Regions from separate parts of the Homo sapiens genome. Here region 1 is linked to region 2. A link is a contact called in ENCODE Hi-C data. All regions are on one chromosome and are shown on one strand. The core of a region is the stretch at or near the end of the contact, and the rest is flanking DNA. Distances in the headings are between cores, read along the strand shown.

Evidence for each region. Hi-C counts contacts between places; a loop is a spot of excess contacts on that map.
Region 1: a map with no recorded cell type shows a loop between it and region 2 (5-fold over the local background). The contact joins two enhancer-like sites. A Hi-C loop is called at or near these places in 1 of 37 single-sample maps with no recorded cell type.

The regions. Positions count from the first base shown.
Region 1 is chr3:25,445,505-25,452,359 of GRCh38, reverse strand. The region is part of intron 1 of RARB (retinoic acid receptor beta); the gene reads right to left. Among named protein-coding and RNA genes, the nearest start is that of RARB, 21 kb to the right of the region's middle. RefSeq lists an enhancer at 1,445-1,945. Within about 2 kb of position 3,164, at least 20 of the 41 ENCODE cell types and tissues checked have a DNase peak (open chromatin) inside an H3K27ac peak, as active enhancers do.
Region 2 is chr3:24,181,262-24,188,533 of GRCh38, reverse strand. All of the region lies in intron 5 of THRB (thyroid hormone receptor beta), which reads left to right. The region is part of intron 3 of THRB-AS2 (THRB antisense RNA 2); the gene reads right to left. Among named protein-coding and RNA genes, the nearest start is that of THRB-AS2, 34 kb to the right of the region's middle. Within about 2 kb of position 2,598, at least 5 of the 41 ENCODE cell types and tissues checked have a DNase peak (open chromatin) inside an H3K27ac peak, as active enhancers do.

The DNA.
Region 1 (6,855 bases), core at 1,915-4,414, 1.3 Mb before region 2:
ACCACGGGAAGTGCTGTCATATTTTCATAAGGTACCATGACACGTTCAACACCAACATTTCATTTTGATAATATGTGTTCTCACCACAAGGAATATATTCAAAAATATCTCATAGGTTGTTTTGCATGACATTTTAAACACGTTTTCTATCACTATTTTCTAGGACATACTAAGATAGCTTATGCCAGTGTTCAAATAAATCCTCTCTTACAGTCACTTAACAGGCCGACACATCTAACTGCTTATTAATGATCTGAACGTGGAGGCATCAGAAATGAAACTGCATTAAGTGAACAAATGCTAGAACAGGTCTCGGGAGTCATGTGTAGACGAAGCTAATTGCTTTGCAATATTGAGGTCCCCTGAAGAGTTTTTCTCAACATCAACTCACTCAGTTCCATATTTCACTTCTATCTTCTATCGGGATTCCCATAATATTTACAAAAGGAACTATCACACTAATAAATGACATTATTTTATCTGATCGAATTTCCTGCACACAGAGTAGATTAAAACAGGAGCATTAACATGTATATCATTTCAGATACACACATTCACATTCATTTCAGATATCCACACACACATTCGTTGCTTATGTACTATATATCTATTTGAAAACCACATTAGTACCAGTCTGACAGAAAACCAAAAGGGAAATACTTGGAAGACAACAATGAAATTATGCTTTGTCACATACCTTGCCACTCGTCTAAGATCTAAGGAAGTTCAAGTATGATTGATTACACTAGAATTTAGCCAAAACCCTCTTTTTCTCAATAAAATAATGCTTGGCTTACTCAGAATTTTGCTGCAAAGAAATTTTTCTGTTTTGTTTCTTACAGGTATGCACCATATGAACAGCCTCAAAATAACTTTGAAACCGATTTAATCCTCACTGTGTGGGTTTTCTTGGTTCCTAAAAAGAAAGAAAATGCCATGAGCCTGCATAAAATTGTGTGGAGGAGGTGACGGGAAAGTGGTAAGCTTTGCTGCCAGGTGGACCTGAATTTGAATCTCTCTTCTGCCACTTACAAATGGCCATAGAGTTTTATTTCTCTGAGCCCTAGTCCTTCTTTGCTGAAAATGCAGATAATCCTGATTTCTGTTGGTAAACCAGAGACAACGTTTGCAATTTGCCTGACACACAGTAAGTGCTCAATAAATGATAGCCAACCTTCACCTCCACTTTTCCCCTCCTCCCACAAACACATTTCCCTTCCACCTTCCTTAATCTAGGGCAGGGTTTTTTTTGTTTTTTTTCTGAGATGGAGTTTTGCTCTTGTTGCCCAACCTGGCATGGGCAGCCATGCCATGGCACGATCTCAGCTCACTGCAACCTCCGCCTCCCGGGATCAAGAGATTCTCCTGCCTCAGCCTCCCAAGTAGTTGGAATTAATAAATGTGCGCCACCACGCCCGGCTATTTTTTTGTATTTTTAGTGGAAACCGGGTTTCACCATGTTAGCCAGGCTCGTCTCGAACTCCTGACCTCAGGTGATCCTCCTCCTTGGCCTCCCAAAGTGCTGAGATTACAGGCGTGAGCCACCGCACCCGGCCGGGTAGGGGTTTTTAGCCAGCACCATTTTGTCTCTCACGGGACATTCTGCAACATCAGGAGACATTTCTGGCTGTCACAATTGGGGGCTGCTCCTGGCATCTAGTAGGTAGAGGCCAGGGATGCTACAAAACATCTCACAATGCCCAGGACAGGCCCCTCCTACACAACAAAGAATTATCTGGCCCCAATTATAGATAGTGCTGAGGTTGAAAAACACTGATCTAGGCTGAGGATACTACTGGTGGGGAGACTCTGGGACCAAAGAGTGGGGACAACAAAGAAAATACTACAGCTCTGGAGAAATGGAAACTGCAGAGTCCTACAATGCAGATGGTATGAGCTCAGTTCCTAATTCTGCCTCTTACTAGCAGTCACTTATCCTTCCTGATCCTCAGAAAAATTGAGATGACAACCACGCTTACTACATTGCAGGATTTACACTTTGTAAACTATAAAAAGTATAAAAACATGTAAAAATAATAGCTAATGCTTTATTATTAGAAATTTATTAATTATTATTTATTATCTGGGGAAAAGTGGATTAAGTCCGTATCAATAATGCGACTAATATGGTCACCACAGAAAACAACAGAACCATCTCCAGAGTCTAGTCAAACATTTCAACAATAGTAATCACTAACACTCATGGAGCATATACTGTAGGCTAGTCATGCTCCTTCACTCTACTCTAAGCATTTTTCATCTATTAGTACATCTGATCCCCAGAGTGACCCAATAAGAGAGCTAGTCTTGGCCAGGCGCAGTGGCTTAAGCCTGTAATCCCAGCACTTGGGAGGTTGTGGCGGGTGGATCACTTGAGGACAGAAGTTTGAGACCAGCCTGGCCAACGTAGTGAAACCCCATCTCTACTAAAAATACACACAAAAAAAATTTGTGGTGGCGTGCGCCTGTAATCTCAGTTACTCGGGAGGCTGGGGCAGGAGAATTGCTTGAACCCAGGAGGTGGAGGTTGCAGTGAGCCGAGATCGCACCATTGCACTCTAGCCTGGGCAACACAGCAGGACTCCGTCTAAAAAAAAAAAAAAGAGAGAGAGAAAGAGATTGCTAGTCTAGTTTTACTATTTCTTTTTGACAGGCAAGAAGAAACCAGAGGTATAATGTGGTTAGGTAACTTGTTCAAGGCCATACAGCTGCTAAATAAAAAGCATGGATTTGAACTTAAATGGTCTTAAGTTCAAGGGAATGGGTCTGACCCCCATGTTGAGAGAAGACTATGACATCCCCTCTTAGGACTGTGCAGAACTCCTGTCACAAGCAGCTGTCCCTGGCAGGAAGTTTTAGAGTATGCAGGGTACGTCTAAGTCAGACAGACAGACACACAGTTAACCCAGCATAAAGAACAAAAGTAAAACTGGAAAATTCAAAAGAAAGAAGTTAAGGAGACAGAAATAATGCCCTGTTTTCTTTCCAGTCAGAGCAATAAAATAGGAAAGTCCCCCAGAAGCAAACACAGGAATTAGAAGGCACACACAAACACACTCACTAACCCCTTCTGCATGTTCCCTGCTGAGAACCCAGCCCTCAGCAGGGAGAATGGCAGCAGCTAAGACCAAGATTCCAAAGGCCTCTGGCGGCAGTCCAACGGCGTGTGGCTGAACACTGTCAGGAGCAGTCACTCAGGCCAAATGGAGTCTGCACAACCACCAGCTCCAGGGCTCTTCGGGGAGGCAGAGGAGGAGAGGACTCTGAGCCCCCAGCCCCTACGCAGGTTCTCCTTCCCTCACCTGAAGGCCACATATACTCCCTTAACCAAAATTTATTTGGCACAAGAATGAACCCAATATCCAGAATTGGTTGTGCAATAGCTTTTCTGTCACTGTCTACAGAACTAGCACGCCCCAAATGAGGGGCTGAATGACTCTTTTCCCAAGATGTCTGGGGATTGCGGGGGTGGAGGGGGGTGAGAGGAGTAACTTGAAGTAGACACTGAACATCCTTACTGTGCCCTCTACTTGGCTAATACATAATGCATCAGTTCAAAGGATGCACTTGATATTTCATTTGAAAAGATTCTCGGCCGGGCACGGTGGCTCACGCCTATAATCTCAGCAGTTTGGGAGGCCAAGACAGGCGGATCACCTGAGACTGGGAGTTTGAGACCAGCCTGACCAACATGAAGAAACCCTATCTCTACTAACAATACAAAATTAGCTGGGTGTGGTGGTGCATGCCTGCAATCCCAGCTACTCGGGAGGCTGAGGCAGGAGAATTGCTTGAACCTGGGAGGCAGAGATTGTGGTGAGCCGAGATCATACCACTGCACTCCAGCCTGGGCAACAAGAGTGAAACTCTGTCTCAAAAAACAAAAAGAAAGAAAAGATTCTCAAGTTTCTATATAGAACTGTTCAAACTACAGGAATGCTACATTGTTGGTTATTTTTTTTCCTTCAGAGCAGTGATTCCTAGGTATGAGAAAGCTAAGAGTTTCAAAGTGCTTTAGCATTATTTCTTTTTTAAAAATGTTAAGAAAATCTTGAAAAAATAATTCAAAGACATTTTCACCAACCTTCCAATTGAGAGCAGTCCCCCAAGGTTCAGGTCTTTTTTTGATATTCCCGAAACTTGTCCACCTTTATAGGCAAGTTGTCTGAGGCATATGGTTGGAAGTATGAACTCGGGAGTCGGCCTTCCTGGATTCAAATCCTCACTCTCCTACTTACTGGCTGTGTGACTTTTGGAAAGTTACTTAACCTCTCTGAGCCTCAATTTCTGCTTGTATAAAATGATAGTATATTCTTCATTGCATCATTGTGAGCATTAAATAACATCATTTTAAAGTACTTTGCACAATGCCTGCCACATAATAGTGTTACACAAGCAATTATTATCATTATTGTATCATGCTTATGCTGATGAATCTCAATGCTATTCACCTTCCCTTCTTTCCCCATCTTGATTTGGTGACCTTCACTTCCATTTTCCCTCTCAAAATAATTTTCCCTTCTGATGTACCTAAGAGATTCTCTAAAAACTAATGTGAGGAAAGCAAGTCATGTCAGTTTTCCCTCTCTCAGCTGTCCTTTCCTTCCCAGGCCCACAGGCATTAATCAGAAGTGCTCTCATTCCTCGTAGGATTTCCTGGCCAATCCCCAATCCAGGCTGCCTAGCCCCCTCAGAAATGGCTTCTTTAAACCCCTCTTTACCACAGCGATCTCTCATTGGAGAGCCTTCAATTGCTGTTCAAAACCCAAAGTCCCAAATCATTGCAAGGACCAAGGTGGTTTGGGGAGCAGAAGGCAGTGATTATCAGTCAGCAACATCAACTGCTGACAAACATTTATTGAGCACCTGCCAGGGACCAGACCCCTTGATACATGCTGGTTTATAAAGAAGTTAGAATACACTATCTCCTGCCCACGCAAACAGACAACTGAAAAATGCCACAAGGCAAACATGGCCCCAGCTAGAAAAAGGATCTGATGGGGGTCAGAGGCTGTCATGAGTGGGTGTGTTACTAGCATACACAAAGATTTTGGCGGCCTTGACTTTAAATACTCAGGGCTAAAAGAGTGTCCAGTACATATCAAAAGTTCAATCAGTGTTGGTTAAAAAAAAAAAGAATTAAAAAAATGAAATCTGCATACAAATCCTTACATGTGATGTGAAATAAATACTTTCAGCCAGTTCAGCAGAATCTGCCAACAGCACACTTTATATGGCGGGGGACAACTTGAGGGGTGTTTTCACACACATTACCCCATTTGCTGCCTCCTAACAAAAGTGTGAAGAGCAAGGATTATTAACACGATCAGTTTTTTTTTTTCTTTTTTTAAATCTCTGTTATTCACCTGAGGAAACTGAAGCTTAGAGAAGTTAAATGACTTGGCCAAGGTCACACAGTTAGGAAATGAACTGAAAGTGAGTTCATCCCCTGAATCCACACGCAAGATTAGTATAAATGAGAAACCAAGTACACATTTATATTCCTAACAGTCCTATTCATTTTTTAATTTTTTTTTTTTTTTTTTTTTTTTTTTTTGAGACGGAGTCTGGCTCTGTCACCCAGGCTGGAGTGGAGTGGTGCAATCTCGGCTCACTGCCAGCTCCGCCTCCCGGGTTCACGCTATTCTCCTGCCTCAGCCTCCCAAGTAGCTGGGACTACAGGCGCCTGCCACCACGCCCGGCTAATTTTTTGTATTTTTAGTAGAGATGGGGTTTCACCGTGTTCGCCAGGATGGTCTCAATCTCCTGACCTCTTGATCTGCCCGCCTCGGCCTCCCAAAGTGCTGGGATTACAGGCGTGAGCCACTGCGCCCGGCCCATTTTTTAATGTTTTAAGGCAGGGTCTGCAAATTTTGTAAATGGTCAGATAGGAAATACTTTAGGCTTTGTGGGCTGTCTGGTCTCTGTCACAGTCATTCAACTCTGCCCCCCATGGGGGAAGGCAGTCACAGACAAAATGTAAATGTATAGGTGTGACACATTCCAAGAAAGCTTTATTTACAAAATCCAGATTTGGTGTAGTTTTCAGCCCAGCTTTAAGATAAAGGAAATAAAAACTATTCCTCCTAACAGTGACTGTACATGTTACTATAAAATTCATGCATTTCCTCACTTCCAGGGTAAAGACAGAGGATGACAGCCATATGTCACAGAGACGTGGGTAATATTTTAAAGATACTAACACTACAGTGTGTTGTAAGGGCTACACATTTTCTTCAAAACCTCATGTATACATTTTTATTAGTTAGGGAGGTCAATATGTCCGCCATAAATACATTTTAAAATTCCTTCCCACATATTCTGTCTATTGGGATTATTTATCATGCTTTGTTCCCTGGCGTAGAGCCAGGGAGAATATGGGAGTTTTAATACCTTTAATCCATTACATGGATTTTTTTAGAGCTCCATAAGACAAAATGAAATGCACTCTCATGGTCATATATGCAATAAACCTGGTATGTCACTTAATATTTCATGTCCCATTTAATATTTCAGTTGTAACTGTTCCCAGCTTTCAACGTCCAAAATGACACAATTCCAGCCATCTTTTCGCTCCAATTGCTTTTTTGTTCTTGTTTAGAGAACTCCTGACAATTTATAAATAATAACTCTCACTGTGGACTTTGAGAGGCAATTATTATTGCTCTCTGATATTCCTTATTATTTTTTTTTGAGAAGGAGTCTCACCCTGTCACCCAGGCTGGAGTGCAGTGGCGCGACCTCGGCTCACTGCAACCCCTGCCTCCTGGGCTCAAGCAATTCTCCTGCTTCAGCCTCTCGAGTAGCTGGGACTACAGGCGTGCCCCCACCATGCCAGGTTAATTTTTTGTATTT
Region 2 (7,272 bases), core at 1,349-3,848:
CATAGAGTCCATCTATGTCTCTATCAATCATTTAAAATAAATCTATGCATCTTAAAAGCAAAAGGAAACAGTCTCTGTTTGAATACAAGATGCTTAGTAGAGTGGTTAAGACCACAAATATTTGAGACTGATCTATTTGAGCTAGAATCCTAGCCTTTCTACTTTCTGTCCTTGAGCAAACTTATAAGATTGTTAATACAATTAAATAAGATGATGTATTTAAGCATTTAGCAAAGTACCTGACTTATAGTGCTCTCTGAATAGCAACTGTCATTATTATTGTGATCCTTATTATTAGGTATGCATTATTAAGTCATATAAATACTTTGAACTATGCTGTGAGCCTGGTAAGAAATGAAGCAAGAGGAGAATTTCAGATAGATGTGGGGTAGGACATGAGGCTTCAGGGACGTTAGAGTTGATAATTTATTTTGCATTCATTCAACTCTTTTTCACTGAAAGTCAGAGATGTAATGAGAAAATATAATTAAATTATTAAAGTCCTTCCTCAAGATCCTAATATTAACAGGAAAACAGCTAAAATAACTCTCCCATGTTTTCCAGAGTAACCACCAGGGTCCACCTTGACATAGGCATGAGGCAATGCCTTGGTTCAGCATAAAAATGCCACCAGGAAACCTGTGTCATCTTGGTCCAAGAAACTTATAAATACCATTCATTCAAAATGGGCACATGTGTTGAGTGAGGCAGCAGTGAGTCCAGGACAGCAACAAGATTATACAGTCTTTCCTTATAGAGTTGGTTCTCCATCTGCTCTGCTTGTCAGCTCTATATAGTTACTATGAAGAGAGTTATATTTTGATGTTCATCCATGTTGGGCATTTATTTCCTAGATGGCTGTGTATCCCACAAGAATGCTTGACATCTCAGTCTTGGGCTAGTAATCTATGCATTCACTCATCGGTGTTTATTGAGTGCCTACTGTATACAGGATATTGCCCTTGATGTCCAAGCATAAGAAAATGGCAGCAGGGCCAAAAGGACATCCAACTAGCCCTATTCCAAGGACCCCATGTAGAAATGATACGAACAAAATAGTCCTGAGGATACAAAAGTTAATTCTGCACAACAGGATCCAAAGAACAAATTGACTTCCTTGAAGCTGTGCAGTGAGCCCATCTGCCAGATCAGTCATCTAGCCAGGCTAGACCAGTGCACTTCTAAGCGTGGTTTGGGGACTGGCACTCTTCTGCAAAGTGGTTATTACCATTTCTATTGATGCAAATACAGAAACTGAGAGTAAGCTTTAGGAACTTTTATAGCAGTTTGACATTGCCACTGGCATCCAAATGCATGATCAGTGAATTCATTTCACTGAACAGGATATAGACAGTTAGTTGGGGATTGTCAAACTTGCCTGGTCAGTCACATGTGGTTTGAACTATGTAAAAGTCCTGTGCAGTAGAACCATGTATTGCTCCATAATGGACCAGATTTTTAAAATAGTCTTTCACTTCAAATAGTTGATAGTACTCTAAATATTGTTTCTTTAGGGTTTTGGGTAGCTATCTAAGGTTTTGTTTTTCATTTTGTTCTGAATACTGCTTTTTTTTTTTTTTTTTTTTTTTGAAATGGAGTCTTGCTCTGTTGCCCAGGATGGAGTGCAGTGGCGCAATCTCGGCTCACTGCAACCTCTACCTCCCAGGTTCAAGCAATTCTCCTGCCTCAGCCTCCTGAGTAGCTGGGATTACAAGCATGCACCACATGCCCAGCTAATTTTTGTATTTTTAGTAGAGACAGGATTTCGCCATGTTGGCCAGGCAGGTCTCAAACTCCTGAGCTCAGGTGATCCACCCACCTCAGCCTCCCAAAGTGGTGAGATTACAGGCATGAGCCACTGCACCCGGCCTTACTGCTTTTATTTTAACCTGCATATACCTATGCTTCTGTCTGCTGTAAGCATCCTAAGTGAATTAATTGGTAACACATTTAATTAGAATGAGAGCTATGGAAGAGCCCTTACATTCTGTTGCAGATCTCACAACAGATCTCTGTTGAATCTGCTGGAGTATCAGAGGCTATTTTAACCAGGAGCAAGTGACCCATTCCCTTCTGCAACTCACCCCACCCACCCACACCCGCTCTTTCCATGCCACACTTCCTTGGCACTTTAATCACAATTTGAACCAATTGCTCAGCCATAAGGACCACATCCTACTCCTTGTCCTCCTCCTCCCTTCCCAGTCTGAGACGATATATCCAGTGCTACTGAAAGTGTGGTAGTACCAATCAGTGGCACTAGGAGAACCTGGAGCTTGGTAGAAATAAGATTCTCAGGCCCCACCCAGACTAGTGAATCTCTAGAGAGGGGCCCAGCCTTCTATGTTCTTGCCAGCCCAGTGCAGATTCTTAATACCTGGGTATCATGACGAGCTTGAAAATACTCTTCAACTCGTTGCACAGGAAAGGGTCTGCCACCTGGTGGGCACTTAGGAAATGTGCATTTTTCTTCCCTTCCCTGACTGCACGTGGGGAGCCACTTGAGTCCCTCCATTCTTGGTTGGGCCTGTCTTTGGGCCTAGCTTATCTCAATTGCCAGCTGGAAGGTCTGCTTAGTCACTGCCTAATAACAGATCACCCTGGGACTTGAGCCCTTCTGAGAACCCCACACTGTTTGACTGGGGCCCTGATCCTCCCCTGAAGTCTTACAAGGCTTCACCCCTCTACCCTCTCATGCCCTACTGTACTTCTCTCTGGGAACCACAGGGTCTCCCCAGTCCCACAAGGATGGGCTCTAGACGGATGCATGGATCCCTGGAGCTGGACCTAACCAGCCCTGCTGAACCCAGGCAGTCAGGCCTTTACACTTTTATGTCAATCAGGGACCTCCCTGAAACAGTGAAACCCAAGGGGAGAAACAAGGCAGGGACTCACCCACCTCCCTGGTGGACTCAGAAAAAGGAGAGCAGCCATCAGTGATCTCACAGAAATGTCTCTGTGCTTAATATTTTTAAAACTGATTCTCAGATACCCAGGAAGGCAAGAGGGAATCAGTTAAAATAATTTTAAGAACAAGTTACTTCCTCTCATTATAAAAGCCTATATATGTTCATGGTAGAAAAAAAATTTCTACAAATTTTTAAAATTGCAAATAATGTTTTAAAATCAGTTGAAGTTCTATTCCCCAAGGGTAAGCACTGCACATTCTTATTACATTTCAGTCTTTTCTCTGTGCATGTGTATTTTTTATAAACCTGGGATCATACTAGGCATACCATTTTAACCAGCTTTTAATGCCTAGCAATATATCATGAACATTTTCCCATGTCATTAAATATTCTGAGTCCTGACTTTCATTGGCTATAGATTATTCTTCTTTATAGATGTATCATACTTTATTAAACCAGTCCTCAAGATTTAGACAAGTTAAAGTAATTTTTTAAACAATATCTTATGTCAGCAAAGGGGAAAACTATTAATTCATGCTCTTCATAAAGACAAAAAAAATGAATCAAATCAGTGATGACAATTTCAAATGATGTGCCATTCTCATTTACCAAAATAACAAAGTGTCTTAAAAGTTGGAGACATAAATGCAAGTCATTGTGTGCATTATAATCCTTCATGTTAGACATTCACATTTTCAGCAGATGATTGCTATCTTTGTCCTTAAGTAAAATACAAGGGCATCTCCAGGTGAATGAGTATTTTAAAAGGTGGAGGATTAAAAAGCTTGTGCCCTTCCGCCAGTACTACCATCTGCTCCATCCATCTCTGCTCTCTACTCTGCCCCACTCATCATACATCAGGATCTGCAGTCCCAACTGAGAGTGCCAGTGATTCTTATACCTCAAGGGCACTCTGGGAACCTTAGCAATCAACATGAGAACGATGGCTCTCTCCCCACTGTGGGCATATGTCAGATAGCTGTGTGATTTGATACTTCAAAGGCAGGGACGAGTACCCCATACGTATACTGGGGCAGACAGAAATAGAAAGCCAAGGGGGAGAAAAGCTACTCACGAGATTGGAGGGAAGAAAAAACAAAAAACTGGAAACAGCAATGTCAAAGGGAGGTAGATATCAGAAATTCAAGGCCCTGGTTCATCTAACTTCAGTTTTCGTTGAGATGCACACAGAGCAGAGGATGGACCACCCCACGCTTTCCAAGGCCAACTGAACAGTGTCTGTCACGCCAAAGGATGCAGACGTACCCAACCATACCTCTCATCATACTCTGTCCCAGGGAAATACTTACACAGGGCACAAGTCTGTTCAAACATGTTCTTTGCATCTTTGTTTTTTGTTACTGATAAACTGGAAGCGATCTAAATGTCTGTCCACTGGGGAATGTTCCAATAAATTGTGGTACATCCAAAGCATTCACCAGAAAAATTAAAAACAGGCTTTTTTAAAAGAAGTGATTTTAGGAATACTTATTGAAAGTAAGCATGCATTAAGAATAGTGTAATCCCATTTATAACGTTAAAAGTCTATATAATTGTGTGTTTACAAATGTGCACAGAAAAAAGTTCCCAGATATACATCAAACTTGTTTCAGTAGATACCTTAGAAAAGGGCGGAATAAGAAGGATTAACTCCATATGCAACCACATTCAAAAATCTTTACAAGAACGTATTAATAAATATTAATGAATGTATTAATGAATAATGATGTGCATAAATTTGTTTAATGTTATTATCATATGCTTTACAGTTAGGCTTCAGTTTATTTCTTGCTCTTTAAATCATCAGCTCAGGGAAAATTTTTTAACCTCTGTAACCCTCAGTCCATTTAGTTTTAAACAGAGGAATAATATCTAGCTTTCAGATTTGTTGTAAAGATGAAAGATATTTCAATGAAGGATTTAATTTAAAAAAAAAAAAAAAAAAGATGAAAGGCCAGGCGCCGTCGCTCACACCTGTAATCCCAACACTTTGGGAGGCCGAGGCAGGTGGATCACTTGAGGTCAGGAGTTTCAAGACCAGCCTGGCCAACATGATGAAACCCTGTCTCTACAAAAAATACAAAAAAAAATTAGCTGGGGATGGTGGCGTGTGCCTGTAATCCCAGCTACTCAGGAGGCCGAGGCAGGAGAAGCGCTTGGAACCCAGGAGGCAGAGGTTGCAGTGAGCCAAGATAGCGCCATTGCACTCCAGCCTGGGCGACAGAGTGAGACTCTGTCTCAAAAAAAAAAAAAAAAGAAAAGAAAAAAGAAAAAGAAGAAAAGAAAAAAGATGAAAGATAATATGTATAAAGCCCCCAACATAGTGCCTGACACTTAGGAGAGACTAAACAATGATAACTGTTCTTAGAATATAAACACACCTCTTAGCCTTGTGCCCACCTCCTCCAGTTTTTGCCACCCTTTCTGACCTTGAAATACATTGAACTATATAAAAATAAATGAAGGGACGCCAAACAAAACATCATGTGCACAGCTCTAGTAGAGGCATAAACAGTTGAAAAAAAAGTCCATAGCAACAACCAAAGTATTTTTTTTCTCAGACTCTTTTAAAATTTAAAACTTTAAATAAGAAATCAAGGGGAAAATGAAGTAGCTGAACTGGAATTCTAACTCAGGCAATCTGGCCCCAGGGTCAGAGCTCTCTACAGTTATAATCCCCTATGACTTTAAAGGGTAAGAACATTCCAGACCCAAAGGAAAGAATTTGAAACTGCAGAGGAAATACTGCTCTACTGTCAGGTAAAGATGCAGGGTGGTCAGACTTGCTGTGATGGGAGCAGTAGAGGTCAGCACGTATCTACTTATACAGTCCGAGGTCATATTCTGGTGCTGCCATTTACCAGCCATTGAAACTTGGGCAAGTCACTTTGTTTGAGCCTCAGTTTTCTCGTCTGTAAAATGTGGACCCTCTTTCACAGAATTGTGGAAAGAAACAAGCTCTTAAATGATCTCATGGGACACAGTGAGTGCTCAATAGATGGGAGTTATTTTTCTTACAATGAGCCAGAAAGACTATGAGAACCACATTGGACATTAGGAATGCAGAATGCCCACGTCAGAATAATCACTATATTGTGGCTGGCAGGATTGAAGTTTCTAAAGCCAGGAATATTACGGACGCAGGCAGAACAGATGTAATAGCCAAATCCCTTGACTCTTCCATCAGGTAGTTTTCAGACAAAATCAGATACAAGTGGATTGCTAATGTACCTAGCACTGAAGTTGGAAAGGTATTATTGGGAGGGTCAGCCTTACAAAGACATCGTAGGTGATCACTGGAATTCAGTCTTTCCCTTCCCCAGGACATCTCCTACAAGTTGCCCTGAATGCTTATAATTCTATCATTGCCCTTCCATTGTGGTCTTTCTTTTTTTTGTTTGTTTTTTTGTTTTGTTTTGTTTTTGAAACGGAGTCTCACTCTGTCGCCCAGGCTGGAGTGCAGTGGCGCAATCTCGGCTCACTGCAAGCTCCACCTCCCGGGTTCACGCCATTCTCCTGCCTCAGCCTCCCGAGTATCTGGGACTACAGGCGCCCGCCACCACGCCCGGCTAACTTTTTGTATTTTTAGTAGAGATGGGGTTTCACTGTGTTAGCCAGGATGGTCTCGATCTCCTGAACTCGTGATCCGCCCACCTTGGCCTCCCAAAGTGCTGGGATTACAGGCACGAGCCACCGCACCTGGCCCCACTGTGGTCTTTCAAAACGCAAACTTACTGGCTGAATATCTTATCAAGTCATTAGCTTCTCCAAATGGATGAATTGGATAAGATTCCTTTTACTCTTGGCAGGGTCCAATAAAGACAATGGAAAGAATGGGACTAGAAGGAGGCCATGAACAGGGTAAGGATAGCAAGGGATAAGAGAGAAGGAAAAGAATAATAATAAGGAGCAGGACTGCCAAGTAACAAGTAATACTGTGCAGCTTGTCAGGTTGTGAGCAGCACTCACTTCATTGTCAAGGCTCTAAAGACAAATGTCACCTATCTCACTGTTTGTCAAGGGCTGACCCTGAGCGTAGGTTTAAACTACAAAGAGTTTCCAGCCAAATCTAGACAAATGTGTGAATGACGTAATGATCATAGGCTATCAAGATATCCCCAAAGGCCTCACCTTACACAGCTGGCCTGCTGCATCGTATCTTAGGGATTTTGCCCAGCACTTAGTAAACACATAGGAGAATGTTTAGAACAGATGACCATTGGTTCTTGGCTTTGACGCTTACCAGCTATTTAACCTTGGCTAAATCAATAATTCTCTCCAACAAAGAATGTAGTCAGAGATTAACTGACCACAAAGAAATCAAATAGATGAATCTACACTCCATTTTTAAAGTGGCCCTCCA